Regions from separate parts of the Homo sapiens genome. Here region 1 is linked to region 2. A link is an interaction called in ENCODE POLR2A ChIA-PET data of the cell type or tissue named here. Cell type or tissue: Panc1. All regions are shown on one strand. Links, peaks and the distances in the headings refer to the core of each region. The heading gives the core; the rest is flanking DNA.

Evidence for each region. Peaks named below come from ENCODE experiments on the same cell type or tissue, not always from the same donor. Only the 100,000 strongest peaks of a DNase experiment are listed, where the experiment ranks them.
Region 1: POLR2A ChIA-PET joins it to region 2 with 12 read pairs; 5 of 35 experiments call an interaction of 5 or more read pairs at or near these places.

Annotation. Positions count from the first base shown.
Region 1 is chr1:179,773,659-179,789,699 of GRCh38, forward strand. All of the region lies in intron 1 of FAM163A (family with sequence similarity 163 member A), which reads left to right. Among named protein-coding and RNA genes, the nearest start is that of MIR12116, 22 kb to the right of the region's middle. RefSeq lists an enhancer at 14,632-15,179. In Panc1, for the core only: no CTCF peak of the experiment used is centred there; no DNase peak of the experiment used is centred there; H3K27me3 peaks cover 190 bases.
Region 2 is chr1:179,827,388-179,843,428 of GRCh38, forward strand. LINC02818 (long intergenic non-protein coding RNA 2818) reads right to left here and starts at 9,201. Exons shown (of 3, transcript XR_001738312.3): 1 at 8,412-9,201; 2 at 1,008-2,428. TOR1AIP2 (torsin 1A interacting protein 2) reads right to left here. Exons shown (of 7, transcript NM_001199260.2): 7 at 12,589-16,041. In Panc1, for the core only: no CTCF peak of the experiment used is centred there; no DNase peak of the experiment used is centred there.

The DNA of each region.
Region 1 (16,041 bases), core at 8,196-10,695, 52 kb before region 2:
ATTAAGGCCTTCATGACCTAGCAGTAAGGTGCTTCCCAAGCAGTCCATACCTTGCCGGGTTAGTGCTGTCTGCATTAAAGCATCGGCCTCTAGAGAGCAGGCCCCAAAGCTATGGCTGGTATTTATGAAGCACTTGCCTCTTCACCCATATGGCCCTGAAGAGAGCCAATGAAACGGACATCTTTTACCTTCAGAAGCCTCCGTTCTGAGAAAGCACCGGTATTCGCAGGCATGTTGCCCACTAAACAGAGAATGAAAATGACTTTGTCTAATTGAAAGGGGCAGTGAGCAAAGAGGGACTTTTGAGACCTGCAGGTTGCTGTAGTGACTGCAGTGAGAGCAGGAAGTACTGAAGCATATTTCCAAGTGGTTTTTAAAGTACTCCATCCTGTCATCTTTGTCCATGTTCTGGAGCTCTCTTCCTTAAGGCATCAGCCAGCACCAGCTGCTTTCTCACCCCTGGGCAGCCTTGCTGAACCTCACTGTGCCCCCATGGGAAGGAATTAAACCACTTGTCAGGAGCTTCTGCTCAGCCAGAACTCTGCCTGAGGCTTTCCCACAACAGCTCTCTGAGACTCTCGGTTGCCCTGAGGAGGGACAGGCACATTGCAGGGCAGGTGCTACCAGCTGAGGTGTGCTGCAGGCAGCCAGGCCTGATGGAGTGTGAGAGGCTTCTGGGGTTACAGGTCCGGCCTTCCCAGTCCTGAGCCCATGGATGCCCAGGGAAGTGGTGGGCTCCAAGGATGAGCTTTAGGGGTTTCATGAATTTTCTAAACTTGTAGGCAGAATTCCCTATGTGCTTTTTTCTCCGGGAAGACTGTCCATAGCCTTCGTCAGGTTCTCAAAGGCATCCACAAGCTCCTAGCAGCTGAGAATGATCCCCAGTGATACAGAGAGTGGGAGACTGGAGGAGGAGTGCTGAGGGAGTTGAAGGTAAGGGCTGAGTACAGCAGGGAAGCAGCTAGAGCAGAAGAGCAGGTGAGAATTCACTGAGCTTTGACCGGTGGGCTGAGCTGATGGAAGCGACACTGATCCTCCTGGTTCCCTGTGGGGTGAGCATCTTTCAGTCCAGGCAGAAGTCACGGCCAGGACAGCCTGTTTCCACCCGCAGACCCTGGACGAACTCATCTCCATGCTGTCCCCACTGACCTCATTTTTAGTTCTGGCTGAGTGAATCTCTCAAGGCTAGGGAGAGTTTCCCTGAGCCCCCAGGCCCGTCTGTTCCACTGAAAAACATTCCCATAGTGTTACCGGTAGCAGGTCTTGACTGCAAATTGTCCAGGTTCTTGACGTTTTGAACAAAGAATTGGACAAAACGCACGGCAAAGCAAGGAAAGAATGAAGCAACAAAAGAACGAAAGCAACGATTTATTGAAAATGAAAGTACACTCCACATTGTGGGAGTTGGCCCAAGCAGCCAGCAGCAGCTCAAGGGCCTGGGTGCAGAATTTTCTTGGGTCCAAATACCCCCAGAGGCTCCCCATTGGCCACTTGGCTCTCACCTCATGTAAATGAAGTGGTGGCCTACAAACGGTCTGATTGGTTGCCGAAAGCAACCAATCAGAGGCTGAAGTGAAATTACAGAGGTCATACTCCTGTGCAAACATCCAATTGGTTGCAAAAAGCAACCAATCAGAGGCTAAGGTGAAGTTACAAAGTTGCACTTCTATGCAAACGAAGACTTAGTCTACAATCAGTCTGATTGGTTGCAGACAGCCAGTTTCTATCTGCCACGCAGAAAAGGTGGGGATTTGCAAAGGGAGTAGCCTCTGGTCCTTTTGTTACTTAGGCATGGGAAGTTAGGGTTTTCCTTTCAATTTAGTTCTAAGAAGTCAGCGTGAAATGGCCTTAGGTTCCTTTCCTCCAGACCCTATTCTCCTGCCTCAATCGCAATATCCCCTGTCAAAGCCCAGCACACTTATAATTGTGGCTAGTGTCTGTAGATTCCTATTCAGGGGAGCCTTGCTTGTTTTGTCTAATTTTAGCCCCAGTTATAGCCTGGCACAGTGCCTGGCATATGATCAACACTCACATTCAGTATTCAATAAATATCAGTAGGATAGATGGATGAAAAAATAAAAGAATATATTGTCTTATGAGTGTGGACAGATGCCCGCAGAATACTTTGAGGACTCTCAGGAAAAGAGCTGGGGCCGACCTTTATTCTAGCAGTGAAGAACAGGACAAAGATAAGTGTGAGCTTGTGAAGTAACTCTGTTGAGGTGAGGCTGAATTTTACTACCCTCAGAATATTCCCCAGGGTCCTTGGCGGAAAAGATTTATTCCTATTAATTCTTTGCTATAAATTCAACAGCAGACAAGCCTGAATGAATTGATCAGATGGGGTGGGGGTTGGGTGGCATTAGGGAGATTGTTACATATGAGGGTTTGGGAAATAGGTGCATCATAGATTCAAAATAAGAGGCCTACACTTGGTGCTGGTCTAGTCAACGAGTCAGCATTTCTTGGACAGCTTATTCTGTGCCAGGTGCTGAAGAGATAAGAGCAGTGTAAATCGTGGCCAGGAATCACATGAAAGAGAAACCACCTACTGGCCAGGTGCAGTGGCTCACACCTGTAATACCGGCACTTTGTTGGGTGGCCGAGGTGAGCTGATCATTTGAGGCCAGGAGTTCAAGACCTGACCAACATGGAAACCCCGTCTCTACTAAAAATACAAAAATTAGCTGGGCATGGTGGTGCACACCTGTAATACCAGCTACTCAGGAGGCTGAGGCAGGAGAATCGCTTAAACCTGGAAGATGGAGGTTGCAGTGAGCCGAGATCACACCACTGCACTCCAGCCAGGACGAAAGAGCAAGACTCCATTTCAAAAAAAAAAAAAACAGAGAGAGAAACCACCTACAACTTTACTGCCGTAGCATTCACTTATGGCCACTTATCCCCTCAGCCCTGCCTGATAAGGAGGTAAGTGTGTGTGTATCGGCCCTGAGAAAGCCCCTTCATTTCCATAGGATGCCAGGCCTACCCTCTGCCTGGTCGACTGTCAAATTGCGAAATGGTCTTTAATTGGCAATATGGATGATTTTCCCTGTTTAATCTGTTTAATTTAAATCTGTTTAATGTATCGAAGTGAAATTCATATATCATAAAAGCACCATTTCAAAGTGTTCAGTTCAATGGCAGTTAGCACATTCATGGTGTTGTACAACCACTACCTCTATTTAGTGTCACATTGCCATCATTCCAAAATCAAACCCTATTATATTTACCTATTAAGCAGTTCTCCCCAAGCTGTACCCTGTCTATGCATTGGACTATTCTGGAAATTTTACGCCAATGGAATTATGCAATATGTGAACTTTTGTGAATGGCTCTTTTCACTTAACCTGTCTTGGAGGTTTGTCCATGTTGTAGCATGCATCAGAATGCCATTCCTTTTCATGACTGAGTAGCATCGGATTGTATGAACCTCTCACAATTTTTGATCCATTCCTCCATCCATGAACACTGTTTCCACCTTTTTGCTGTTGTGAATAGTGCTGCTCTGAACATGCAGGTACCTGTATTTGTTTGAGTACCTATCTTCTGGGTATACACCTAAGAATGGTAATCTTCTTAAATTTTTGCCCAAAAACTTTAAACATGAATTTATGTCAGCAAATGCTTGTCAAAAGCTCACTGAAGAGAAATATTACTCATGACAGGTTTTTAAACTTCAGTTTTTGATGCAAAACTCTTTTGTCAAACAGCTGACCCCAAATTCTAACATGTAAAAACATAAAAAGGCAGAAATGCTGTGGGTGAGTTAGACAAGGAGGCCAGGAGCTCCGTGAGATCAGCCTTCGTGTGCCACCCCCCACAGACCCGAAGAGCCTCTCAGACCTCCTGGACTCTGGGCAGCGGTTCTGATGTGCTGCTGCAGATGCCCCAAGCTCCAGATCAAGGTCACCTGCCAGAAAACTGAAGGTTTGAACACTGCTGCTTCCTGGTACACTCCTTTCAAAGAGCCGTACCTGGGTGTTAGTCCTCAGACTCCCCTGGGAGATACAGTAAGAAGCTGCTTTTTAAATATGTAATGGTGTAGTAACAACTTTCCCCTATAGCTCTCAGCCTCCCCTTTAAGAGGATCCTCAGGAGAAATTCCTCTCAAGGCTTAGTGGAAAGAAAAACTAAGCTCCTCCACACTGTGATTTGGTTTAACTGACTGTATTTCTCTTTTCACGTTGGTTGCTAAGAAGCTCAGAGTTAAATCTGCAGCTCACGTCCTGCAGTTCTGCAGACCAACCTCATGACTGACTGGCTGCATGTTGCTATGCTATCCTCCCTGCGATCTTCATTCCATTTTTATCCTACTGAGTGTACAGATGCTCCTGGACTATGATGGTGTTATGTTCCCATAAGCCTGTCATCAGTTGAAAATGCATGTCATACCTTGACAAATCCATTATAAAGTCAAAAAATTATAAGTTGGGAACCACCTGTATTTCTGAAGCACCTAAAATCCTCTTTAGGTTGGGGTAAGATGTAACAAATCATTTTCCCATCTTAACAGTTGTGAATATAGATGTCTTCCTGCCATGAACTCTGAACGTAGAACCCAGGGCTGGCCTAGGTAAGATCACGAGGAGGCCAGAGCAGCCTCCTTACACCCCATATCCCTGACTCCAAGGAAGAGACAGCACCCCAGGTGCTGATCAGGTGAAAATGGGTGAGCCCAAGGCCTTACACAGCTGTGATCAGTTTCAGTTCCACCGACCCCAAGCACCTACTTGTGAACAGCATTTTATGGAATAAAAGGCCAAATGGGGTGATCCCGAGCCACTAGGAATTCCAGAGGGTGAGGGAACATGTGCTTATGTGAGTCTGCAGTTCATGCAAAGGAGTGGAGTAGAGCATCGCATGCCCCAGGAGCAGAGGGAAGGAAGACGTTTTACAGACCATGGGACCTGAAAAAAATGAGAATTGGATCTGGATTTCCTCACAAGCAGTAGTAGGAAAGATAGTAGCATTCCAAGCAAGGGCAATCTCTTGAGCAAAGGCTTATAGGCAGGTGTGGGGAAAGGTACACGGATCAGTATAGCTAGACACTCAGGCTGCAAACTCAAAGGCCTGCAGTGGTGTGCAGTTGACGTATATGTATAAGGCGTGAGGGGTGGGGGAAGAGTATAAGGAAATAGGTGCCAAGGGGCTTGTAGTGGGGCTGGGTGCAACCCACCTAGTAACAATGTTTCTTCAAACACTGTGGAGCATAGCCAGACAGACAGACACAGACCTAATAGAGGCTCCGAGCTAGACTCACAGGGTTTGGGAGGGAGGTTCATAAGGAGAGGGAAGGCTGACGCAGCAAGGCAGGGAATATTTAGATGTCATCTCAGAGGCTGGAGGAGCCTTCAAAAGGTTTAGGCAGGACAGAAACCTAGTTATGTTTTAGAAAGTTACTACAAAATTAAATGCTCTCAGTGTACATTCATATCAAAAAATGATGGAAAATATTAACGGTGATTAATTTGGGTGTTAAGAATCTGGGTAGTTTTTCTTTTCCTTACACTTTTATCTTTACCAATATTTATATTATTAGAAAAGGATCAACAAAAGTCATATCAAAATAAAATATTTTATCCTGGCAGTAGTCTGTGGTAGCAGGAGTAGAAGGAATAGGTTGGATTTCAGCCTTTTTGAAGAGGGAGTTGGCTTAGACCAGGGCTCAGGGGGATATGAATGAAGCAGGCTGCAGCAGTCAGGATCATGCCTTCAGTTTGTGGTTAAAGCAGGCCTTGGAAGAGCCTCCCTGGCCCCTGATACTTTAATGAGAGCTGGTGGGATTTGGGACTGTGGGTGACTCTTGGCCAGCATAGAGACCTGCTCCCTCCTGAAAGCCTTAAAAGTCCCAGTGGGACCCCATTTATGGGTCTCAGAGAAAGAGCTCAGGCAGTGACAAGATGCTGTTTCCATTGAATGAATAGACAGTTGTTCCAGGGAGCATGATCTTGGCTTTCTAGACATTTGAGACTAAAAACCAAATGGTAATGTGCATTCCTATTTCCTGTTTATCGGCTCATATGGGCTTTTTACTATCTTACTGTAGATAAACAGATTTATGTTGTTTTCAAGTGGCACTCTCAGGGCATTCATAAAGATCAGTGGAGCTTTAACTCTGGGAATCCACGTGAATGATAAAGTGGAGGATATGTTGGTTAGAGGCCTGGCTTCACCACTAACTGGAACATCTTGGGCAAATCACCTCAGTAAACCAAGCCACAGTTTATGTATGTGCTAAATAGATTTGAAATACCAGCCCAGTTTATGTGAGAAGGTTGTTTTGAGCTTTATGTTAGACAATATGAAAACACTATAAAACTATAAATGGTTGTTTTCACAAAGATTGCATGCTCTGAAGAATGCCCTGGCTGTGACCCAAAGTCTGACTCTTGGCTCTGTCCCTGGAGTACAAGATATGGGCACTTGTGGCCAGGCAGGTTCATGTGAATACTATGACACATATTCAAGGGAGAGAGCCCTCTAGATAATGGGCCAAAAGGCACAGGACTATGCAAATGTATATTTATGTTATGGGTAAAGATCTCAAAGATTGACCATAACTGACAGGATAAAATAATCCACAATCACACTTCTCTTCAGAAAGGAAATTATTTATTACTTGATTATGCCCTGTTGCAAGCACATTAAGGAATTACTGATCTTGGCTCCCAAGTGTGAAATGGAAAATTTTGAACATAAAACATACTTGTAGAAATACAACAGTGTTATTTGCCAGTGACCATCATCAAGACAAGACTTTAACCTTATCAGTTAGCCTAAAGAAGTGAAATTGAAACAAAGCCAAACGCATAAGCTCGGTGATCGTTCTTCCTTGCTGTGACCATTAGTCAATATGCCAGTGGTTCTCGAAGTGTGGTCCCCAGATGAGCAACATCAGCATCACCTGGGAACTTGTTAGAAATGCACATTCTCAAGACTCACCCCAGACCTGCTGAATCAGAAACTTGGGTGGGGCCGGCAATGCACATTTTAACAGGTCCTCCAGGTGATTTTGATACTTGCTAAAGTTTGTGTGATTCCTACACAGGTACCTGCCCCAAGACAGTTTGCATTAACTGTCTTTGTGCTTTCTTATGTTTGCCTAAAATGCCTCATTCTTCCTGACAAAATAAGGTTCTTGACATTGGCTAAACTTCTAATGCTACCTAGTTACATCAGCTAGACCAGAGCTGTATTACCAGACTTTCATCACAGAATCAGAGTGTTCTCATCATTTTGGTGTTGACAGGACAGAGGGCATTTGCTGATTATAATATGTGGCAAGAACCAAGGAAACTGCAGTGTTTAAGTGTTTTGAGATCTCAGAAGTAAAAGCATCTAATGTGCTCCATGCAAAGGTCTGGTGGTACTCAGTTATGAAAACCGTAGAGACGAGGGGAGAAATGCAAGCATACACGATGGCTTTAAAATGAGGGGCTTAACCGAGAGTGAAAGTAGATTCGTGGTTGCCCAGGCCTGGATGAGAGAGGAGCATGGGGCCTGACTACCTACTAGGAACAGAGTTTCTTTTTAGGGTGATGAAAATATTCTGGAATCTGATAGTGGTGATGGTTCAACAATATGGTGATTATCCTAAGAACTACTGAATTGTACACTTTCAGATGGTGACAGTGTGAATCTTATATGAATTTTACCTCAAAAAATATTTTTAAAACCCACTGGTTTATGTGGAGGCATGATTCCACTTCTCTCTGATCTCCCCTTCTCCCACATCTAGCTGCAGTATAGCATGGGGCACGTATTAGATCCTCACAGAGTTCTCGGTTGGTTGACTGCTCTGACCCCCGAGAAAGGGGCTCAAATGAGCAGGCACCTGGGAATTAGTACATACTTGGACTATACTCTCTTGGGATGGCTTCCTGGGGCAAGTGTACCTTTACTTGGAGTAAATCCTTCCCTCCAGTGTGAGAGACTCCGCTGGGATTGCAGGGATGAGGGTGGTAAATGCAGGTTAGTTAAAAATGACGTCTTGGCCAGGCGCGGTGGCTCATGCCTGTAATCCCAGCACTTTGGGAGGCCCAGGCGGGAGGATCACTAGTTCAGGAGTTCAAGACCAGCCTGGCCAACATGGTGAAACCCCGTCTCTACTAAAAATACAAAAATTAGCTGGGCATGGTGGCGGGTGACTGTAATCCCAGCTACTCGGGAGGCTGAGGCAGGAGAATCGCTTGAGCCCAGGAGGCGGAGGTCACAGTGAGCCAAGATCGTGCTGCTGCACTCTAGCCTGGGCAACAGAGCAAGAATCCGTATCAAAAAAAAAAAAAAAAAAAAAAAAGACGTCTTGCTTCGAGCACAAGTTGTTTTCCAGTTCCCTGTGATGAGCACAAACTTGTTTATGCTATCAGGGCCGGCTTGGGAGGCCAGCTGCTGCTCCTTGACGTGGAGAAGGCGCCTCTACCAGGCTGACTCCTTTGCAGCTGGCAGACAGCCCTGGGGAACAGGCGAAATGATCTCACGGGCCGGGTGGAGTGAGCATGCCGGACAAGGACCAGGCCTCTGTGCGCATGGATATAATCAGCTTTGATAGGCAGAGGCTGAGGCTGTTTTTCCAATTAGAGCTGTTAGAGGATTCTGGCAGGGGCAGCAGTGGGCTTAATTTAACAGACCTGGGACTCATTGAATTAGCCAATGTAGAGGGGATGAGACGGACACTAATGTAAGGCTGTGGGGGCAGAGATGGGGAAGGGGAGAAGGGGACCAGAAGGGCCGGTCGGCAGGGACACAGTGAGGCCTGGTGATGTGGTCCGGGCAGCACAGGAGCATCTTCTCATTTGGCGGGCGGGAAAGCTTGTGCAAGCAGGACGGGATGGAGACTCCTCTGGTACTGGTAAGGCTGGCCTGGTGGGCTTTGCTCGCAGAATCTGGATTCTCAGAGGCCGTTGGCCAGGGTTCTGAACAGTTTCTTGTGCCCATCATCCTTCCCAGGCACCCTGAAGCTGCTGCCATCTCCTTCCCTTTCTAGAACCCAAAGTTCTAAGCCACCCTGCCAGGCACCTTCTTGGTTTGAGAATAAAGAACATTAGAGCCAGAGCAATCATTAAATGTCCTGAGTCCGCGCTTTCATGTTACAGAGGAGGCAACTGTTTCCTAGAGAAGCTGAGAAAACTTGTCTGAGAATATCCAACTCTTAGAGGCAATGTCAGCATTGCAATCCAGACCTCCCACCCCTGGCTGGTGCCGTTTCTTCAAACCGTGGTCACAGTTGGCCCCTCTGTCCTCAGCCTGTGTGCATTTCCAGCAACTTGTATCCCAAACCACTTGGATGGTTTGAAAGCCATTCATTCATTCATGTACAAAATTAGCCCGGTGTGGTGGTGCATGCCTGTAATCCCAGCTACTTGGGAGGCTGAGGCATGAGAATTGCTTGAACCCAGAGATAGAGGTTGCAGTGAGCCGAGATCGTGCCATTGCACTCCAACCTGGGCGACAAGAGTGAAACTCCGTCTTAAAAAAAAAAAAAAAGGAAAAAGCCATTCATTCATTCATTCAAAATGCAGAATGCCAAACTGTACAGACAGCATAGTCTCAACTATCTGAAGAATAAAATATGTGGAAAAGACTGAGTAGAAACATGGGGAAAGACTTAACTGTTGCTGCTTCTGGAAAGGGAGTTGATTACTGTTAATAACTAACATTTATTGGGTTTAATGACCCATCCTAACAATGACCTTATGTTGATAACATTGTGGTACAACTCCTGTGTTGCTAGGTGGCAGTGAAATTTTGTAAAACCGTTTGGGAAAATAGTTTGACAATGTTTATTTTTTAAATGTGCATTAAAAAGTATTTTAACTTAAAATAGCTGATCAACACCTTTTTTTTATTTTTCCTACCCCATGACATCCTGATGAAATAATAGAATGAATAGAAAAAGATAATCTTACTTAGTATATAAGAAAAGTGAGGTATGGAAAGGTTTAAAAGTTGACCCATGGCTACATAGATATTAAGTAGCAAATCCAGAATCTGATCCTGTTTGTATTAACCGTCAGCCACTATGTAGGACTGCCACACACTTGGCACTTTTTTATACTTCCCAAATTTTATATAATTGAGCCCAAATATTATATATATATTATATAATTTATTATATATATATTATATAATTTATTATATAATATATAATTCCCAAATATTATATAATTATATATATAAATTGTATAATTTTATATAAATTTATATAATTTAGTAAAAAAGAGAAACTAAAATAAATTGTATTTCCTGATGGGATACACTAGTTGGCTATAAGGAACATTTTCCCGATTATACCTAGCTGGCTCAGAAATTTGTTCAAACACTGGCCAGGGGCACATTTGGAATAGAAGTCCCAAGGGAGAGAGATACAGGTGAGATTCCTGCTGCCTCTGAGGCCATCAAGAGTCTGATCCTTCTGCATAGGTTGGCTGTGGTCTGTTGTGACCAGATCAGGTGGAGGCTTCCTGGAAGGCTAGGGTGCAATTCAGGGTTGGGCGTAATTGATAACAAATCTGCCCTCCACACATTATCATCTTGGGCCTTCCAGAACCTCCTGCCTTCACCAGGAATAACCTGGCCACAGCTCAACTTGCCTATGCCCCGACCTTGGGCCAAACCTGCCTCCTCTTTGAGAGCAGTGGTGGAGGAGGTAAGAGTGTAAGATGCAAAGCCACGCTGTGTAAGTTCACATACCAGCTCTGTAACTTACTGGATGTTGGAGAAAAGTTACTTACTAGACAAGTTAATTTAACCTCTCTGAACCTGTTGTATCCTCTGAAAATAAAGACAATTCTGCATTACAGAATCTGTTGTGAGGGTGAACTAAATTCACAGTTAACGCAGTGCCTGGCACATGGCAGGCATGTCTCCAGTGTAACCTTCAATAGTCCCTTCCTGCTTGGTCCAGCATTGCCCTATATACATACACAACAGACCCAGAGAAAACAGTATAGCATCTTCCCTTGAGGGGCTTATCTTGAGAAAGCACAAAACCTGCGCACATGAAGCACAGAAGGAAAAATAGACTAACATTTGCTGAATTCCTATTATATGCCCCGAAAAGAAAAAGCATACTCATTTCTTTCAGGTAGAAGATAGCCTAGAATTGTGACATGTCGCAGTGTATAAAATCTAGATGCTGGGGGTGTGGAGTATTCCTTCCAGTTCCTTTCCTTGTGATGACTTTATTTCACTGACTTAACAAGTAACTTTAATCCTCCTCATCTCTGTCCCTTCAATTATCTTGGGTAAACTGGACTCTTCTGTTGCCTGGCTACCCGGCAGGTAGTCCCAAATGTCAAAGAAAAGCTGGCCAACCTTAGAATTTGGCCATGGACGTCACTGTGGGAGGACAAATAAATATAGAACATGAAGAGATTATTCATTTAGAGCCCAGCTTCTCCAACATCTCACTGTGATTCACCAGATCAATTAAAGGCGCAGTAATTCAGTGCGTCAGGAAGGCTGTTGTGAAGAGAACACATCCAGCCTCCCCTGGTCCACAACTCCCACCCCCCATTCCTCACCCTGGCAACTGATTAGATTTGCTCCTCCCTTGCCTGGTATATAAGTTACCACTGCTTGTTTCCAGAAAACCAATTAAGAAACCATAAATTGTGGTCGACTAGAAAGGTCACTGCACAAGCTATAAATACAGGCATTTCTAAACTGTGAGTGGAAGTCTCTGAAGCACATTATCTCCTGTACACCCACATCTTCCAACTGAGGTTTTCTTTGATAAAATGAGAGAACATGAAGACGGAGATCAAAAAGGCATTCCCTGGGTTTTCGTTCTGTAGCCTGCTCTCTTGGGTGTAGCTGGGAATTCTGAGCCTCCAGCAGCCCAGCCCACACTCCAGCTTTGGTTTTGGTTTGTTGTTTTTGTTTTGGGGGAGTGGGGAGGGGGTCATAAAAATGATCTCTTCACAATGTATAAGTGATGTATGAGTTCGAGGCAAAACCTTTAAAACACTGAAAAACACAATGGAGAAATAATCCATAATTCCACCCCTTAAAAAAATGGTTAGCACTTTAGGATATATTATTCCAGGCTTTTTAATAGGCTATATGTACACATTTGTTTTGCTTTCAGAAACATATTTAAAGAGTGTCATTTACTAATACTGTTTTGTAGCCTGTTTGCTCAGCAATATTTGATAATATTATTTTTCCATGGTATTCTACATGTGCCATAGTGTATTTAGCTTCCCCCGTTGTTAAGGAATTTGATTCCTTACAGATTTCCCTTCATATATAATGCTGCAGTGAACATCGAGTTGACATCTCTTCACATAACCATAATTATTTCCTTTGGGGAAATGCTTGAAGTGGAATTGCTGAGCCCTTGATCTTTAAGACTGGTGTATGTTGCCAAATCACCTTCTGGGGAGGTTCTACTAGTGTATACTGGTGGCCATTTCCCCACTCCCTTGCCAAAAAGGGGCTAGTAATTAATACTTTTTAATCTTGACCAAGTTGTTGGATTTAAAAAGATGTTATTTTGTTTTAATCCAAATAGCCACTTAGTACCTACTAACACATCACAAAAGGCTCCCAGAGCCACACAGGCCCTAACCTGGAGTGGATGCTCCTTCCCACCAGCCCTGGCTAGGCTTTTCTGAGCTCCCTCACCCTCAGGATGGCAACAGTGACAGCAGCAGGGTCTCAGGTCTCCCCAGGGTAGATTCAGAGCCAGGCATAAGTTGGATGTCCTATTCAACCCCAGAGAAAGAGTCTTAGGGCCAGCCACCAATCTGGGCTGCAGGCCTGAGTGCCATGCACAAAGTAAAACGAACACAGGTTATGGACCTAGGAGCAGAGCTGGGCTCTTCTACTTCCCCACCAAAGCCTCTGCCCAGCAGCGAAGAGGGTTCCCCAGGGCTCAGCCTTAAGGGGTAATACCAGCCACGTGTGTGTAGCACTTAGCCACCTGCTAAGCCCTCTGACATAATTGTGCCCATTGAATCCTCAAGACAACCCAGTAAGGAAGACACAAGTATTATACCCATTAACAAATGAAAGTATCAAGGTTCAGAGAGATTGAATAACTTTCTCAAAGTCTCAAGGAAAACCAGGATTTAAATTCAGACCTCAGGACTCAAATCCTGAGCATTTCCAAAGTGACCTGTAACCTGTCTAGCCCCTGGCGTGTCTCAGCCCAAGGCCTCTGTCCTCATCCTTAAGTATCTGTGTGTATTTCAGGACCCAGGAGCCGAGGCCCTTTCCCGAGGGTCTGGCAGTGGAATGAGCTGGCTGACAAAGCAGGGTGCCAGAGTTCTCCACTGGCTCCTTGCCACCAGCTCTGCCTGCACCCTGGCCGCATCAGGCCTGCTGCCAGGAAAAGGGAGGGAGACCTTCCTACCCATCAGAGATGTAGAGGATGAATTAAAGTCCATTAGCAAACCGTGACATCCTTTAACATACAAAGCAGTATTATTAATAATGTTTGAAATGAGATTATTTCGAAAACATTAAGTGGTCATGGAACAAGTGGTATCAGACCCAAAGCAGAGTCTTCCAGTTCCTAAGCAATCTCTTTAGCCCGAGGCTCCTCTTAATTTGTAGTAAATAGAGAGCTATTTAGCTGGGCTATTAGGCCTTTGAGCAAGGAGAGCTCACCCTAAACACATCTATTCCTGAGACCTGCTTGATCTAAAATGCACATCAATGATAGCTCAAGGTGCCAGCATGCAATGTGTTCATTCAGCTGGTGTTTATAGAGATCCTACCATGTGCTCCAGGGATACAGAAATGAACAAGGCATAGCCCCTGCCCCGAAGGTTCCCTCGCGCACAGTTTTGTGCAGATAAATGGTTCTGTAATCAAATAACGACATGACCCTGAGAGCATTGCTATAATATTAGAAGATCTACAGCACCTGCTCCACAGGCAGGGGTGAAATCAGGAAACACTTCACAGAGGAGGAGCCTTGCGTGAGGAGTAGCCAGGGCCTGAGCATGAGGTCTAGACACACCGCTCTACAGCTCCCCCAAAGTGCCAGCCTTTCTCCTGTCCAGGAGCAGGGGCGGGACCTGACTCCATGTGTTTTAGGGAACTTCTGTCTGGTGGCAGAATGGAGAAGGGCCTGGATATGGGAGGACTGGAGCTCAGTGAAGAACCCACTGCAGGGCCGAAGTGAGAGGTGGTGGCAGTTGTCCTGGTGGAGATTGGCAGTGCCCAAATCCAGATCACCATGGGAAGCCCCAGGGGCACATTTAACCCCCCAGCCTCCCACCCATAGAGACACCCTGGGTCTGGGTGAAATCTGGGGACCGTTACAAAGCGACCTGGATGTCAACCAGGCTTGGAAACTGCTGGTCCAGGTGCCCTCCAGCTCAGAGATTCTAGGAGACAACAAGTTAATATATGGGCTTTGTAAGCTGTGAAATGCTATGCAAATATGAGTGATGTGTTTTTCAGGATTTTCTCTATAAAGGTAATTTTGTCAACCACCACCTAATCACTTCTCACAATGTGTAATCAGTGGCAGGTTTGACTTCAGTTTCCTTCTGCATCTATTTCCCTGCTCCTCTAGTCTCCAGTCAAGCCAAGAGAATTCTTCTCCAGCCAAGGGAAATCATTCTGAAACTGAATAATCCTCTCTCTTTCCCACCACCCACTCACCTGTTCATAGCTTTGGTAAATCCGAACGATATTTCTCTTGTTTGAAATAAAACTGTTACTCCCAGACTGCATTTGTTAACCATCTGGAGCCCATTTACTTCCTCCTAGGGAAGATTCCTCACCCTGAAGCTCACAGGGAAAGCCTGCTCTGAACAGGACCTGCTCTTCCACTGGCCCTGCTGCTTTCTTTTACATGACAAAGCCTGTGAGAACCGGTATAGATCACTAATGGGCTGAGTCCAGATAAACTCAATGTGAAGTGGAGCTTTCGGGTTTGCGGATCCTAGCCCTGCCTCTTACCAGTGGCATGGGTTTGGACAGTAATTTAAATTTCTGAGCCTCAGTTTTACTGTCTCCAAAGCGGGGAAAATAATATCTATATCCCAGGGATCTTGCAACATTGAATGATGTGATGCATGTTATATATCTGGTATGGCATTATGCAGGAATATAGAAATGCAGGGTTGCAGCTTTGCGGAGGAAAGAGGTCACAAAAAGGGGGCTCAAGAAGTCTGCAAACAAGGCACCCTGGCTGTGACTACCTTCCAGTGCAAGGTCCAACCCTCCAGCCTGCCTCACTCACCAGGTGGGGTGTTTACCTGGCGCAGAGAATTGCCGCCGTCTATGTGCACTGTGGTGCTGTGCCCAGGGCTGAGCCCTTGCTTGCCCACCAGTGTTCCCTTAAACAGTCTCTTCATTTAGTACATGTCAGCCTCCACTCTCCAGCCCATGCTGACATGGAGCAGGCCTCCCAGTGGGCATGTCTGCCACCAGACTCTCTTCTATGAGCCCAAAGATCACTCTGGTCAGCCATTAAAAACACAACTTGAAATAAGTAAAATTTGTGGTTATTTAATCTCAAAATCTTCAGTGCATTCCCAGGGGAGCAGAGAGGAGACTAGATTTTTTTTTCTTTTTTGAGATGGGGTCTCACTCCGTCACCCATGCTGGAGTGCAGTGGTGCTATCTCAGCTCACTGCAACCTCCACCTCCCAGGTTCAAATGATTCTCCTGCCTCAGCCTCCCAAGTATCTGGGATTACAGGCACCTGCCACCACACCCAGCTAATTTTTGCATTTTTAGTAGAGATGGGGTTTCACCTTGTTGGCCAGGTTGGTCTTGAACTCCTGACCTCAGGTGATCTGCCCACCTTGGCCTCCCAAAGTGCCGGGATTACAGGCGTGAGCCACCGCCCCCGGCAGGGATCAGATTCTTATTTTTCCTCCTCTTCTACCACTCTTCCTTCCCCTTCTTTTCCTTATTTTAGAACATCATTGAATCTTGGATCCTATCATCCAACCAGGAGGATGTAGACCTTGAGGTATCTCTTAAAAGAGAAGGGTGGAGAATGTCCTGGGCATGAGCTGCAGTGGTGAAAGACTTAACATTGGTAGGGTGCTATCACATGGAAACTGGTCT
Region 2 (16,041 bases), core at 6,274-8,773:
GTGGATGGATAAATGGGTTGCCTCCACATTTTAGTTACTGTGAATAACACTGCTATGAACATGGGTGTAGAAATACATCATTGAGAGCCAGGCGCAGTGGCTCATGCCTGTAATCTCAGCACTTTGGGAGCCTGAGGTGGGCAGATCACCTGAAGTCAGGAGTTCGAGACCAGCCTGGCCAACATGGTGAAACCCAGTCTCTACCAACAATACAAAAATTAGCCGGGCGTGGTGGTGGGCACCTGTAATCCCAGCTACTTGTGAGGCTGAGGCAGGAGACTCGCTTGAACCCAGGAGGCGGAAATTGCAGTGAGAGGAGATTGCGCCATTGCACTCCAGCCGGGGAGACAAGAGGGAAATCCCATCTCAAAAAAAAAAAAAAAGAAAAGAAATACATTGTTGTTGAGACCATGCTTTCCATTCTTTTGGGAATTCTACTTCTGTCCCTAGAAGTAGAGTTGCTGGATCATGTGGTAATACTATTTGTAATTTTTTGAGGAACCACCATCCCCATCCCGTTTGCCACAGCAGCTGCAACATTTTGCGATCCCACCAACAGTGTCCCAGAGTTCAATTCCTCCACATCCTGTTAGGTTACAAGCTTTAAGAGGATTAAATACTGGGGCTTCATTTACACCCAAGCACATGATGATGGCAGAGGTTTAGTAAGATTGTAGTTTGAACTCCTGGGGAAAATGATTCCACAGTCCATTTGCAACAAACGGGGTAATTTGAGGACTTGGAGCTGGGGCGTCTGCTCGGACCTGTACCTCAGAGCACTCGGAGACCTGCCAGGGCTTTCCTCATCAGCTTCATGATCTGGAGCACGAAGTATTGAACAACCAAAGCCACACTCCTTTGGTAGCATCTGAGTTTTCAGTTTCTTTCTCCCTGCTTCTCTGAGCTTCTTCCCTTTTGGGAATTACACAGCAATCGGGACCAACCTAACAAAACTAGCTGGTCATTTATAGATTCTTCCAGACTGAAACTCCCCAAAGCCAACTTACCCAATATGGTGCCACCACCCTTCTTGCTTCCATGTCCAGCTGTGAAAGGTAGGATTCTAGAGCCACTGGCAGCAGTCTGGAGGTCAGGGCTGGGACTTTTTCAGGTGCAGGTTTTTCAGGAGCTGCTGACTGACCTGGGTATCCAGGTCCAGAGAGGTATCCACAGACACTGCTGTCTCCCAAAGGCAGTGGCATGAAACCAAGAGCACTGCAGCAACGTAAAGCACCCTGAGTGGCCAGGCAGGGCTGCAAGCACATGAGGCCATGGTTCTCTCCTGGAGTGGACACACTGAGGACAGTCAGCCTCTTGGTACATCAGTAGCAACTGTAGCTCTGCCCCTTGCGCAGGAGCATGGGGAACAAACACGCATCTGTCCAGCCTGAGACCAGTGTCTAGAACCATTCCCAGCCCAGCCAGTGGAGACTCCAGGGCCAATCCCTCTACTTCCAGCTGCACATCAGGCCCTGCTTCTGGGCTGTGCCTGCCCAGCGGCTCTGCTCACCCTGCCTCCTCTGCTACTGACTCCACAAAGCCCCTCAGGCCCAGCTGGAAACCTGGAAGTGGCATTTCCCTGCTGCTGACATATCTGATAGTACTTGGACTGGCGGGGACACGGGGTGCAGTTTGGATTCTGGGATAGAGCACAACGGACCTCTGCATCATGTGGGTGGGAGGTGCAAGGGAGCGCCAGAGTGAGGGCTTCCATCAGCCCCCGGCATGGCCCTTCCCAGGCTGCCAGTCCTGCAGTTATGGGTGCCGTAGACAATATGCACCTCCAAGCGGGGAGATGAGGTGGTGTACTCTGTAAAACAAGAATGCTGAGAAAGCCTCATATGGAGGCAAACAGCCATTTCCCACACCCCCAGATAGTTCAATGGTAGGTTCTTGTAAATACTGTACTTCCCTGGCTCACTAAGGTTTCCCCACAGTGGAAAGACCAGTGGCCTTGGGCCCAGGATCTAGGTTCTGGGCTCAGGTCTACACTGTAACCTGTGGCCTTAGGCAGTCACTTAGCCCCTTGGTTTCCCCATCTGCAAAATGACCCTTTCAGTCATTCCATGTTACTATTTCATGCCCCCTTTTGTTTCCTAGACTTTCTTGACTTACAGGCCTCTAGGCAAAGAAACTCAAAGCCAAAGTGTAAGAAACCTATTAGTGACCCAAGTCCAGTCAAATGAAGCTAGGACATTTCAATAAAGACGAAACAACTTGATTTTCAGAAATCCAACTCATCTACAACTTTCAGGAGTCTCCGTGTTGCATGAAGTTATGTAGAAAGGGGCCGGAAACGATCATTCTCTTGGTGAGCCCAGTGGTTTCCTCTACGATTGAGTCCACAACTTTGACCCCTGAGATCCGTTACTCTAATGGTGAACCGACGTGCTCCTACGCTGAAGTGTGCAGTAAGCCCAATCCGTGCCTGGATTTTGAAAAAACTGCCATTAGAGAGGAGAGTTAACAGAGAGAAAACTGTTTATTCAACTAACATTTATTGAGGACCTAAACTAGACACCAAACGTTTGTGTCAGGTGTTAGAGAAATAAAAATGAAAATGCCACCCCTGCCCTCAAGGAGCTTATTAAATTCCAGGGTGGAAAATTAACATGTATTTTCACAGGTGAGCTACTAAACCTTCCCAGGTATTTACTTGCTTGAGACTAAAATAAGCTACAGTGGAGACTGCAGGTAGAAAGTGGAGTCAGGTGTTCAAAGACTGGCCATAATCAGAGACTGGTGGGTCCATCTGCCTGCCAAATGTGGAATCATGACTTTAGGAAGCTGATGTTAGCCTCAGTGTTTCTTTCCCACCAGACTTTGTCCTCGGGAAAAGAGTGAAATTACTACGGATGGGTCTAGATCACTAGAGGAGGGGCAGGGAGCTATTGATCAAAGCATTTTTTAGACAGTGAAGACAGACTTGCTACCAAGCAATGGGCTTACTGCCCGACACACAGAGAAGCCAATACTATGGCTTTGGGCTTTGAGAAAAGAAAGGCTGGCCGGGCACGGTGGCTCATGCCTGTATTCCCAGCACTTTGGGAGGCCAAGGTGGGTGGATCACGAGGTCAGGAGTTCAAGACCAGACTGGCCAACATAGTGAAACTCCGTCTCTACTAAAAATACAAAAAATTAGCTGGGCGTGGTGGCAGGTGCCTGTAATCCCAGCTACTCAGGAGGCTAAGGCAGGAGAATCACTTGAACTCGGGAAGTGGAGGTTGCAGTGAGCCGAAAGCACACCACTGCACTACAGCGTGGGCGACAGAGTGAGACTCCATCTCAGAAAAAAAAAAGAAAAGAAAAGAAAGGCTTTGTTCTGAGGTCAACTGCTAAGGGGACAGCAGGCAAAACTCAAATCTGCCTCCCATATCTGGGTTTTGGGGCAAGTTTTATGGGTTAGGAAGGACTGGTTGGTATGTGAAAGTGCTGGCAGGGCAGGATTTGATTGGAAGGACTTCAAATGAGACGACTTTTGGTAAGGCATGGGGAGGGGTCTTATCACCAGAAATTCCTAGACAACTGACCCCCCACTTTTGAAAATGTTCCAGTGTTCAGGTTCCACATAAGTCCCAAACGTTTAGTTCCATGGTTGGGGAAAAGACTTTAGTTCCCAGTGTCATTTGAGGTCGAAGTTTTCTTTTCTGTGCATGCCCTGGCTGCGTAAGTTGCAACTTCTTAGCTCTGTGTCTGCAAAATAACTGGCCGTTCTGTTATCCACAGAGTAGGGCCAGATAAGACTGGTCTGGTGGTTACAAACTGAAATTCAACCAGAGATGGATGCAGATATACAGAGGATGTGCTAGGTGAAAGGCTACAGTCTTGAGAAGGTAGACAGAAATAATGTGGTAAATGAAAGCAATAAGAGGAGAAAGAAGACAGATGCTAAGATATGCTCCTGACCATTAGAATTACAGAGTTCTAGGGCTAGAAGGACCGTCAGAGGTCATCACATCCACCTCCACCTCAATGCATGACCACAGAAACCATCTGACAGGAAAGGGTGTGTCCAGTTTTGAAGGATAATCAAACAATCCTGGAGTGCAAGGTGTTCATTACAGAGCAAAGCCAGCCCTGGAAGAGCCTGACCCATGGGCACTCAGCAACTATTATTGAGTCAACCAGCTGCAAAGGCTCAAGGGAAGGGGTTTGCATTTGCCCTTCTCATTCCTCTCAGAAACTCAAGCACCTGCTACCTCGTTGTAAAAGGGAAGAAAAAGACTGAGCTACGCAAGATACGTAGGCAGAAGATACTTAAAAAGGGGTTATAACTCCCATGCGTTCATTTCTTAGACACTGGAACCACACAGGGACTAAAACAGGAGACCCAGGAGTGGCTACAGGATGGGAAAGAAGCAGATGGAAGATGCAGGACTTCCTACATCTTTGTGATTCTACAAGAAAGTGTGTTTACAGGAGCTGGATAAATGTAGCAGGCTTTGGCCACAGGGGCACTTGGATCTGTACCCCACATGGCTAACAGAGCCAAAGCCCTGTCACAGCACTGTCGTGGTTGCAGCCATGAGGCCAGATCACAGCCAGCCCAAGGCAGTGTTGAGGATGAGGAGAAGGTGGAATCTGGCACCCCTTGGCGGGGCAGCTGCAGGTGGCCGTCGTAGTGAATCAAACCCAGCAGGCACCACTCAACAAAACTACCTTCACCTCCCAGATAGCCACAGCTCACTGGGCCACCGTCATGCTTCAGCATCACCTCAGCAAACAAGCCAGTTCTCACTCCAGTTTTTAACATTTTAAGAATGTGAAACTAGAGCAAATTTCAAATAACAAGGCATAGTTGTGGTTTTCCTCACAGGGATGTTTCTACTCCTCCTATTGGCACCTGCTTTAAACATTAAGTGGAACATGTGATCTCAAAACCACTGAACGACTTTGATGTTCGGGATGAAAAAGAAAAGAGTGAAGATGGTAAGCAAGGGACCATTTGCTAATTTTTCCCAAATGCATCTGTGAACCCCTTCCCCCATAAAACAAATTGGTTTGCTTTTTAATATGGTGTGTTTTCTCCAGATGACTGTGAAAATTCCTGCTCATTGATGCTACCAGCTGGGACTGGTGGATGGAGAGTTAATCAAAACAACTACGTAAATCTACAGGTTCTCATCCTTCCTCTGCAAAAGGTTGTCTATGCACCAGAACAAGCCATCTCTCTAGTCTTTATTTAGTGTTTTGTGTGACAAAAACTTACATGCAATGCTGCCCACCAGGAAGTAAGGTAAGGCAAAATGATGGGGACTAAATGCTGTCTGAAAAATAGCCACTCCAGCCTGAGCAAAGTAGTGAAACCGCATCTCTACAAAAAAAAAAAAAATTTTTTTTTTTTTTTTTGGAGACAGTTTCGCTCTTGTTGCCCAGGCTGGAGTGCAATGGTGCAATCTTGGGTCACTGCAACCTCCGCCTCCTGAGTTCAAGTGATTATCCTGCTTCAGCCTCCTGAGTAGCTTGCATTACAGGCGCCCACGACCACCCCTAGCTAATTTTTTGTATTTTTAGTAAAGACGGGGTTTCAGTATGTTGGCCAGGCTGGTCTTGAACTCTTGACCTCAGGCAATCCACCTGCCTTGGCCTCCCAAAGTACTGGGATTACAGGCGTGAGCCACCACGCCAGGCCAAAAAAAATTTAAAATTAGCCAGGCACGGTGGTGCATGCCTGTGGTTCCAGCTATTCCAGAGACTGAGGGGGGAGGATTGCTTGAGCCTGGGAGGTCGAAGCTGCAGTGAACTGTGTTCGTCCCACTGCACTCCAGCCCAGGTGACGGAGCTAGACTCTGTCTAAAAAAAGAAAGAAAGAAAAAAGAAAAACCCTGCTCATGGTCTTCACCCAGTTTTTACTCCCCATCAGACTACAGCTCTTCATCTCTTCAAGACCCTTCTGCAAAACAGCTGCTGCATCCCCATTGGGCCTGAAAGGGTCACCCCCTCAGATGAGAGGCATGTTTGCATTTTCTTTCTACCTGGGTTTTGACCTGGGTTCTGTGCATGAAAATTTGTCAGGGGACAACCAGCCCAAATCACAGCTGGGAATATCATTATCTGCTGCAATGAGTAGCAGATAATGACCCATAGGGCCTAGTGGATTAATTATTTCTAATGCAGGGCTGGTTTCTCCTCCTGTATCCTCTTCGAAGCATGCTGCTACAAAGTCTCAAAATGTTGATCCACTTGGAGACTTTGAACAGCATATTGCTTATGGATACCCTATTGTCAGCAAAAAAGGACATCCTCCCAAACTATATATTCTTAGTCCTATTTCCCATAGATAAAAGAGGGAGGATCCTATTCAAAGGTTACAAACCTTGGGGTGGAAGGAAATATTCACCCAAACCATACGAGGGGCTTTTTTCTCCGTATGTCATTAGGATAGCTGATGTTCAACTCAGTTGTTGGCACATGTGGGTATTCGGTAAATATTTGCAAATTGAATGTGTAGCCTCATACCCAAGATTACAGAAAGCAAAAAAGTCGGGAGACAAAAGGATTACAGAATTAGGAATACTTGGAGAAGAACTAAGGACCACCAGTGGCTTTGGTATGAGGGTGTTTATATTCTCATTCTAGGAATAAATATTTTCACAGATCTTCTATTATTCAACATCATTTGTAAGATAATCCAGTAGAGAGGGGTTTCCTTTCACAGAAAACCATGGCAGTTAGGAAGCAACTCAGGCACTGTTTATCTCCGCGAGGGTCCTCAGTGAATTGAGTCGTTCCAAAGATGAATAAAGATTCCTTGTTTCCAGAAAATGGAAGGAAATCTCACAGTGCTGGAGGGAATAGGGGAAGCAGAGATAATCCATTCTCATCTTTCATATTTGACTATGAAAAAGAATTGGTATTTTAAACAAACTTAGAACTTCACCAGATGTGGGTTTTTAGATTTGAGACACAACACTTTCTAGCTGCTTCCAGCCATAGTAAAATCATAAAAACAAAGCTACCCAGAACAGAGTTTGCTTGCTTCTTGGATATGCAGACTTAATGTCATGAAGATGCCAATTTCCCACCAGATCACTAGAAAAATTAATGCAATCCTATGAAAAATATTTACTTTTTAGACAAGGTGATTTTAAAGTTCATTTGAAAGAATAAGTAATAATGCTAGAAAAATTCAGAAAAAAAAAATGAGCCACCACCAGATATTAAAGCCACAATAATTAAAACTGTGTGGTACTTATGCCTAATCAGCCAGGTCAATGGATCAGCATAGAACATTCAGAAAATAAGCACAAATACATATGAGAATCCAGTATGTGACAAAGTGGCATTTCAAATCAGTGAGGAAAAGATGGATTCTCAATCAACTATGTTTGAACAGTTATAGCAATTCAAATGAAGCATGTCATTGATTTGTTAAATTTGAATATTCACTTTCAAATATATAAATGCAGTCTATAATGTAACTTGAAGTGGAAATCACCTTGTGTGCATTAAAAATCTACCATTCAATTTAATAAACAGTTATTACTGCAAGAATAAAATGCTGCAATAATTTATGATCAAGAAAGTTTATGTACAAAAATTATTATGAACCTGAAAATAAGGAAATAAATTGGCAGTCATTAACATTGAGATATATTTAGAAAAATATTAGATTATTTTTCAAACAAACACCACATATTAAAATGTAAATAATACAAAGCAGACAAAAAATTAGACATAATTATCATCTTCATATGATTATTTAGGGTACTTTTAACAGAATAGTCTTTAAAAACTGTATTTAACTTTGTTTAGGCTATGAGTCTTAAAAAAAAAAAAAAAGTCCTATTAGGAATTCTTCACATTTTGTAAAGATGTATTAAAAATGTCAACTTTGTCCAGATGCAGAGCCCCAGGCCTGTAATCCCAGTACTTTGGGAGGCTGAGACGGGCAGATCACAAGGTCAGGAGATCGAGATCATCCTGGCTAACACAGTGAAACCCCGTCTCTACTAAAAATACAAAAAATTAGCCAGGCATGGTGGCATGCGTCTGTAGTCCCAGCTACTCGGGAGGCTGAGGTGGCAGAATCGCTTGAACCTGGGAGGCGGAAGTTGCAGTGAGCTGAGATGGTGCCACTGCACTCTAGTTGGGCAACAGAGCGAGACTCTGTCTCAAAAAAAAAAAAAAAAAAAAAAAAAAAAATTAGGCTCAGGGCTGTGCTCCTGTAGTTCCAGCTATTCAGGAGGCTGAGGCAGGAGGATCACTTGAGCCCACGAATTTGAGTCCAGCCTGAGCAACATAGAGCTCATCTCTAAAAAAAAAATTATGAAACTGACTTGTAGCATACTTTATATAAGACATTCAAACAAGATGTTTTTTTAAAGGCTGTGTGAAAACTAATCACTGAATATTTGCAGATAACAATACCAATATTGCAGGGCTTCTAACAAGCAATTTGTATACATAACCTGGTGAGCCTCACGTGGAGAACTCGTAGCTCCAAGCCGCCAGCAGCCTGTCTGACTTCAAATGCAGGGTCCAGTAGGCCTGCGACTTCAGCCCTGCTCACCACTTGGGAGTTTTTATTCTGTTTCTGATCCTCAAAGATGCATCTTGTTTTTGAGCCTAGCTCTGTCTTCTAAAATTTTCCTTGAAATATTTTACCTATTATTGTTATGTGTTTGGAGTTTCAGAGATGTGCCAACTCCAGGTGAAAGCTTCAAACGGCATCTCATGTAATATTGTGTCTGCAATTGGAGGGTTCTCGGTCTCACCGACTTCAAGAATGAAGACGCGGACCCTCGCGGTGAGCGTTACAGTTCTTAAAGGCAGCGCGTCCGGAGTTTGTTCCTTCTGATGTTCGCATGTGTTCGGAGTTTCTTCCTTCTGGTGGGTTCGTGGTCTCGCTGGCTTAGGAGTGAAGCTGCAGACCTTCGCAGTGAGTGTTACAGCTCTTAAGGCAGCGCGTCTGGAGTTGTTCCTTCCTCCCCGTGGGTTCATGGTCTTGCTGGCTTCAGGAGTGAAGCTGCAGACCTTTGCAGTGAGTGTTACAGCTCATAAAGGCAGTGTGGACCTAAAGAGTGAGCAGCAGCAAGATTTATTGCAAAGAGCGAAAGAACAAAGCTTCCACAGTGTGGAAGGGGACCCGAACGGGTTGCCACTGGTGGCTCGGGAAGCCTGCTTTTCTCTTATCTGGCCCCACCTACATCCTGCTGATTGGTCCATTTTACAGAGAGCCCAGCGGTCTGTTTTGACAGGGGGCTGATTGGTGCATTTACAATCCCTGAGCTAGACAAAAAGGTTCTCCACGTCCCCACTGGAGTAGCTAGATACAGAGTGTGGATTGGTGCATTCACAAACCCTGAGCTAGACACAGGGTGCCGATTGGTGTGTTTACAAACCTTGAGCTAGATACAGAGTGCTGATTGGTGTATTTACAATCCCCTAGCTTGACATAAAGGTTCTCCAAGTCCCCCACCAGAGTCAGGAGCCCAACTGGCTTCACCCAGTAGAGCCCCCACCGGGGCCGCAGGTGGAGCCGCCTGCCAGTCCCACGCCGTGCGCCCGCACTCCTCAGCCCTTGCGTGGTTGATGGGACTGGGCGCCGTGGAGCAGAGGGCAGCACTCGTTGGGGAGGCTCAGGCAGCACAGGAGCCCACGGAGTGGGGGAGGCTCAGGCAGCACAGGAGCCCACGGAGTGGGGGAGGCTCAGGCATGGCAGGCTGAAGGTCCCAAGCCCTGCCCCACGGGGAGGGAGCTAAGGCCTGGCAAGAAATCGAGTGCAGCGCCAGTGGGCCGGCACTGCTGGGGGACCCAGTACACCGTCCGCAGCCGCTGGCCCGGGTGCTAAGCCCCTCATTGCCTGGGGCCGGCAGGGCCGCCCGGCTGCTCCGAGTGCGGGGCCCGCCAAGCCCACGCCCACCCGGAACTCCAGCTGGCCAGCAACTGTCGCGCACAGCCCCAGTTCCCGCTCGCGCCTCTCCCTCCACACCTCCCTGCAAGCTGAGGGAGCCAGCTCTGGCCTCCGCCAGCCCAGAAAGGGGCTCCCACAGTGCAGTGGTGGGCTGAAGGGCTCCTCAAGTGCCACCAAAGTGGGAGCCCAGGCAGACGAGGCGCCGAGAGCGAGCGAGGGCTGCGAGGGCTGCCAGCACGCTGTCACCTCTCAGTATGATAATAAAAGATGTTACTGAATTAATGGTTTATCTTAAACATTGATTTGTATACTTAAGAATTAGTGATCCTAGAAAGTGTCAGATATAGGTCAAAAAGACAAAGTGTCTTTTTTTTTTTCCTGAGACGGAGTCTTGCTTTGTTGCCCAGGCTGGGGTTCAGTGGCGCCATCTCGGCTCACTGCAACCTCCATCTCCTGGGTTGAAGCAATTCTCCTGCCTCAGCCTCCAGAGTAGCTGGGATTACAGGCACCCACCACCACGGCTGGCTTTTTGTATTTTCAGTAGAGGCAGGGGTTTCACCATGTTGGCCAGGCTGGTCTTGAACTCCTGACCTCATGCTCAGCCCACATCAGCCTCCCAAAGTGCTGGGATTACAGGCATGAGCCACTGCGCCTGGCCTTTTTTTTAAGACAGGGTCTCACTCGGTCACCCAGGCTGGAGTGCAGTGGTGCAATCATGGCTCACTGCAGCCTCCACCTCCCCAGGGTCAGGTGATCCTCCCACCTCAGCCTTCTGAGTAGCTGGGACTTACAGGCATGTGCCACCACATTCAGCGAATTTTTGCATTTGTTTTAGAGACAGGGATTTACCATGCTGGCCAGGCTGGTGTCAAACTCCTGGGCTCAAAGGATCCACAAACCTCAGCCTCCCAAAGTGCTGGGATTACTGGCGTGAGCCACCACGCCTGGCTAGTGTCTCATTTTTAGTGTGTGTATGGGGGCCTTCTGTGAGCCCTAAAGTCATGTGGGCAGATTCCACAGTAATGAGTGCCCTAAACATATACATAATACGATCTGCCTACTCATTTCCTTTTCTTAAAGTAGATAATACCTTGGACCAATAGCTAAGATCTTTTCTGTTTAGCTTGATGGAGCTGCTTCTGCACCAAACATTCTATGACTCGAATTGCAACTTCAGACTTAAAATCATTTTTATTGTATCCTGTTTAAAATGACAATTCCTACAGCAACTAAATAATTCATAGCCACTCACTCCCTTATTAATCAGTATTGAGGCCTGTTCTAGTGTACGGTAGAACACTAGTATGTAATATCCTCTAGTGGTGAGTTTATGCATTAAGAAAATCTCGTTGCTGCTAATCTACTGTTGACGTTTGTGGAATGAGTATTAGGAAATTCTGTGTTCTTTGCCTTCAGGCTCATCTTATCGCTTGACTTTAGCTCTTTTCAGTGAAAGCTCATATGTTAAGATATGGTAACTCCCAAAGTTCCTATTTTTCTAAACTGCAAAAACAAGTCTTTCAGATTTTCAAAATTCAATTCAGATTTGTTAGAAAATGTTTCTATAAAATGTGTTAATAAGACCTTTGGTTTTAGTTGGGTATGGATGGGGGTGGGCCGAGCAGGAAGCTGGGAGAAGGTGGGTGAGGGGCTGAGATGGGTATTCAGGTGCTTCTGCTCTGTAATTCTGGTTTGGCAACATCTTAAGGCAGAAATTCTGAACACACCCCCACCTCCCCCACTCCCAACACATAAGGTAAGGGATATCCACACTTAAAAAACACATTCGGCCGGGCGCGGTGGCTCACGCCTGTAATCCCAGCACTTTGGGAGGCCGAGGTGGGTGGATCACAAGGTCAGGAAATCGAGACCATCCTGGCTAATACGGTGAAACCCCGTCTCTACTAAAAATACAAAAAAATTAGCTGGGCGTGGTGGCGGGCACCTGTAGTCCCAGCTGCTCGGGAGGCTGAGGCAGGAGAATGGCATGAACCCGGGAGGTGGAGGTTGCAGTGAGCCGAGATCGCGCCACTGCACTCCAGCCTGGGCGACAGAGCAAGACTCCGTCTCGAAAAAAAAAAAAAAAAAACCACATTCACAGGCTGGGTGTGGTGGTTCACGCCTGTAATCCCAGCACTTTGGGAGGCCGAGGCAGGCAGATCACCTGAGCTCAGGGGTTTGAGACCAGCCTGGACAACATGATGAAACCCTTTCTCTACTAAAAATAGAAAAATTTAGCCCAGCACTGTGGCCTGTGCCTATAGTCCCAGCTACTTGGGAGGCTGAGACAGGAGAATTGCTTGAGCCTGGGAGGCGGAGGTTGCAGCGAGGGGAGATTGCACCACTGCACTCCAGCCTGGGCAACAGAGCAAGACTTTGTCTCAAAACACACACACACACACTCACAACAGCACACCCTGGGATAGCAGCAATTCCCAGGGATCTACTTACAACCCCAATGTTTCTCCCATACTCAGGAAAGCTTCGTTAAGTAGGAATAGCACTCGAAGAATGCTACCCAAGAGCTGCAACAGATTCTAGGCAGGGTCTGCCCTATACCATTTCACTGATGGCCACAAAATGCCACCTGACAACCCTCACAGGATTCTCTAGCTCCTCAGCTTACTGCCATATGAGGGCAGTTTCCTTTCCCACCATTAATCACCACATGCCCATTTCTATAAACCTGCTATTTTGGGAAATTTAATCAAGAATCAGTCCGCTGAAAAAAATTCAGATTTATTCTTTATTCTGGTAATGGCCAACTAATCTGAATAAGGCACATCATCAGCATCTATAAGAAACAAATACAAAAGCAATCCCTGTTATACAGAAAGGGAGTGCAGAGAAGTGGGACGTTAGTATTGGCAAAGCACACATATTTTTTGTTAAGCACAAATAAGCAAAATGCAATTGAGTTTGAAAGTCAGTGTGCTGTTTCTTTTATGACAGGAAAGGCAAATAGATTTAAATTTCCTGTGCTCTCTGATGAACCAGGAGCAACTGCCTGGAGCTTTGTGTTGATGCGTCCTCAGGCCTAGAAGGAACACAGAGAGTAGGGCTGTGACTGCCGGGGGCTTGGCCAACTCTGCCCCATACAATGTGACTCAGCCTGTTGCTTCCCAAGTCTAAAATGTTCTTTTTGGTTCATGTAACTGCGCTTAGCCAAAGGCAAATTTAGTTTATAAGCCTCAGTGAGGAAAAGCAGGAGACCATTTGCCAAAATAAGAACCAATTTATGGGCTTTTCAAGACATCACAGCAAGCGGGCACAGATAATGCAGATAATACTGGAAGGAAAGGTACTGAAGACTAAGGTATTTACCTTTTTGCAGATTAGGGGATACTGATTATGTTCTCAGGCCATTTGGATTGGCCTATAGAGATACAGAAGTTATAGCACAGTTTACCAAACATCGCATGTTCTCACTCATAGGTGGGAATTGAACAAAGAAAACACTTGGACACAGGGCAGGGAACATCACACACTGGGGCCTGTCAGGGGGTGGGGGGCTGGGGGAGGGATAGCATTAGGAGAAATACCTAATGTAGATGACGGGTTGATGGGTGCAGCAAACCACCATGGCACGTGTATACCTATGTTAACAAACCTGCATGTTCTCCACATGTATCCCAGAACTTAAACTATAATAATAATAATAATAATAATAATAAAGAAGTTATAGCACAGTTTATTAGCTAGAAATGAATTTTAACAGCCCTGTCTCAGTCTGAATGAGGCAAATTTAGGCCCACATCATTAGGTATTTCACAACTTAACACCTAAAATTTAACATAAATTTACAAAAATAAGGCTTATTTTAAAGTCATCTGGAGAAACTGTTTTACAGGTATCTTAACTTTATTTAGCTCTCTGTAGAATTAACATCTTTGCAAATATATTATTCAACCAAGCATTTGCCATAAAGATAAGCATCAACTTTCCCATTGGACAAGTGATAGTGTTCAAGCTACTTGACTTGTGAAAAACAAAAAACCACCATGACTTCTCAACAAATACATTTTAAAATGAAATATGCTCAGGCTGATAAACAAACAAGATATTAAAATGGAGACTGACATTGAACTACATAGTCAACTTGAAAAACACAAGAAGACAATGCTCCTATAAAATGATATATTATTGGCTTTACAAAGACATACTGGTTTATGTTTACAACTATGTTTTATTTTCAAATGGTAAAGGAAAGGCTTCATGTTGCTATTTGAAAGTACTTCTCAACTAGCCGGGCATGGTGGCATAATTCCTGAAGTAGGAGGATCATCCCCTTGAGGCCAGGAGGTCCAGGCTGCAGTGAGCTGTGATTGTGCCACTGCACCATAGCTTGGGTGACAGAGTGAGACCCTGTCTTTAAAACAAAAAGAAAGTACTTCTCTGCAAGTAAATTTTATGGATATAATCTTTATTCTGATTAAATAAATGATTACCCTAATCAGCTATTATTTATTATTTTCTATTTAACATTCATTTTTGAAGTGCCAGAGACCTGCCTATGTCGCATAAAGTTTGGTCAGATATATGCAAATGCAGTGTTGGTGAAGATCATCTGAATAATGATCACTTTCACATGCCATATTAGTTATATTTTAGTATCACTGCTCATTGTGCTTCCTCTCTTTAATAAAGTATAAATCAAGCAATTAAAAGCTGTGTAGGCCAGTCGCGGTGGCTCACGCCTGTAATCCCAGCACTTTGGGAGGCCGAGGCGGGTGGATCACTTGAGGTGAGGAGTTCGAGACCAGCCTGGTCAACGTGGGGAAACCCCGTCTCTACCAAAAATACAAAAATTAGCTGGGCGTGATGGCACGTGCCTGTAATCCAGCTACTTGGCAGGCTGAGGCAGGAGAATCGCTTGAACCTGGGAGGCAGTGGTTGCAGTGAGCCGAGATATCGCACCATTGCACCCCAGCCTGGATAACAAGAGTGAAACTCTGTCTCAAAAAAAAAAAAAGGCTGTTAAAGGGTCAAAACCATCTCAGCGGCTAGCACTATTTAGTGGAGTCACTAGCTAAGAGAATGGTGGGTTACCAGCATGCTGAGCCTTATTAACCACCATACACTTGGGGGCTTCCAAATGAAATGTATTGAAATGTCTTTATTGATTGCTTTTTAAAATAGAAATATGAAACAAATTAGCATTACTATTTTAGTGATATGAACACCTTTAGTGATATGAACTTGTCCGCCAACTCCTGGAAACTAACCAGAAAACCTAAAATTTACCCTAAGGGAAGAAAAACCTCAAGTCCAAAGACAGTTTCTGATTCTACCAATTGGTTCTACAATTCTGGGATTACTCAAGAAGTAATTTATATTAATATACAGTGTAATGAAAGTTGTTCTGTAAGAGTAACTAAATGGCAACGTTTAGGTACCACATACAATATTGTATGCCCACAAATCATTTTTCTAAGTCAAATAAGCAAATTATCTTTGACAATAAAAGACGAATTACTAGACACACAAAAGAAAATCTGAAACCTTAAAAAATGTCAATAGGCCGGGTGCGGTGGCTCACGCCTGTAATCCCAGCACTTTGGGAGGCCAAAGCGGGCGGATCACGAGGTCAGGAGATCGAGACCATCCTGGCTAACACGGTGAAACCCTGTCTCTACTAAAAATATTTTTTTAAAAATTAGCCAGGTGTCGGGGCGGGCACCTGTAGTCCCAGCTACTTGGAAGGCCGAGGCAGGAGAATGGCATGAACCCAGGAGGCGGAGCTTGCAGTGAGCCAAGATTGCACCACTGCACTCCAGCCTGGGCAACAGAGCAAGACTCCATCTCAAAAAAAAAAAAAAAAAAAAAAGTATAGAACAAATAGAAATTAACCTAATACATTAGATAATAGATTTGAATTATCTGTACATTTATAAAATATGGTCTTATGTTTAAAAATAGTCATTTTAGTCATGAGAAGACCCAGAGCTAATATACTGCTTCTTTTAAAAATGATTTTTGAGGCCAGGTGCAGTGGCTCGTGCCTATAATCCTAGCACTTTGAAAGACCAAGGCAGGCGGATCAATTGAGGCCAGGAGTTCGAGACCAACCTGGACAACATAGCAAAACCTCGTCTCTATTAAAAATACAATAATTAGCTGGGCATTGTGGTGCATGCCTGTAATCCCAGCTACTTGGGAGGCTGAGGCACAAGAATCACTTGAAC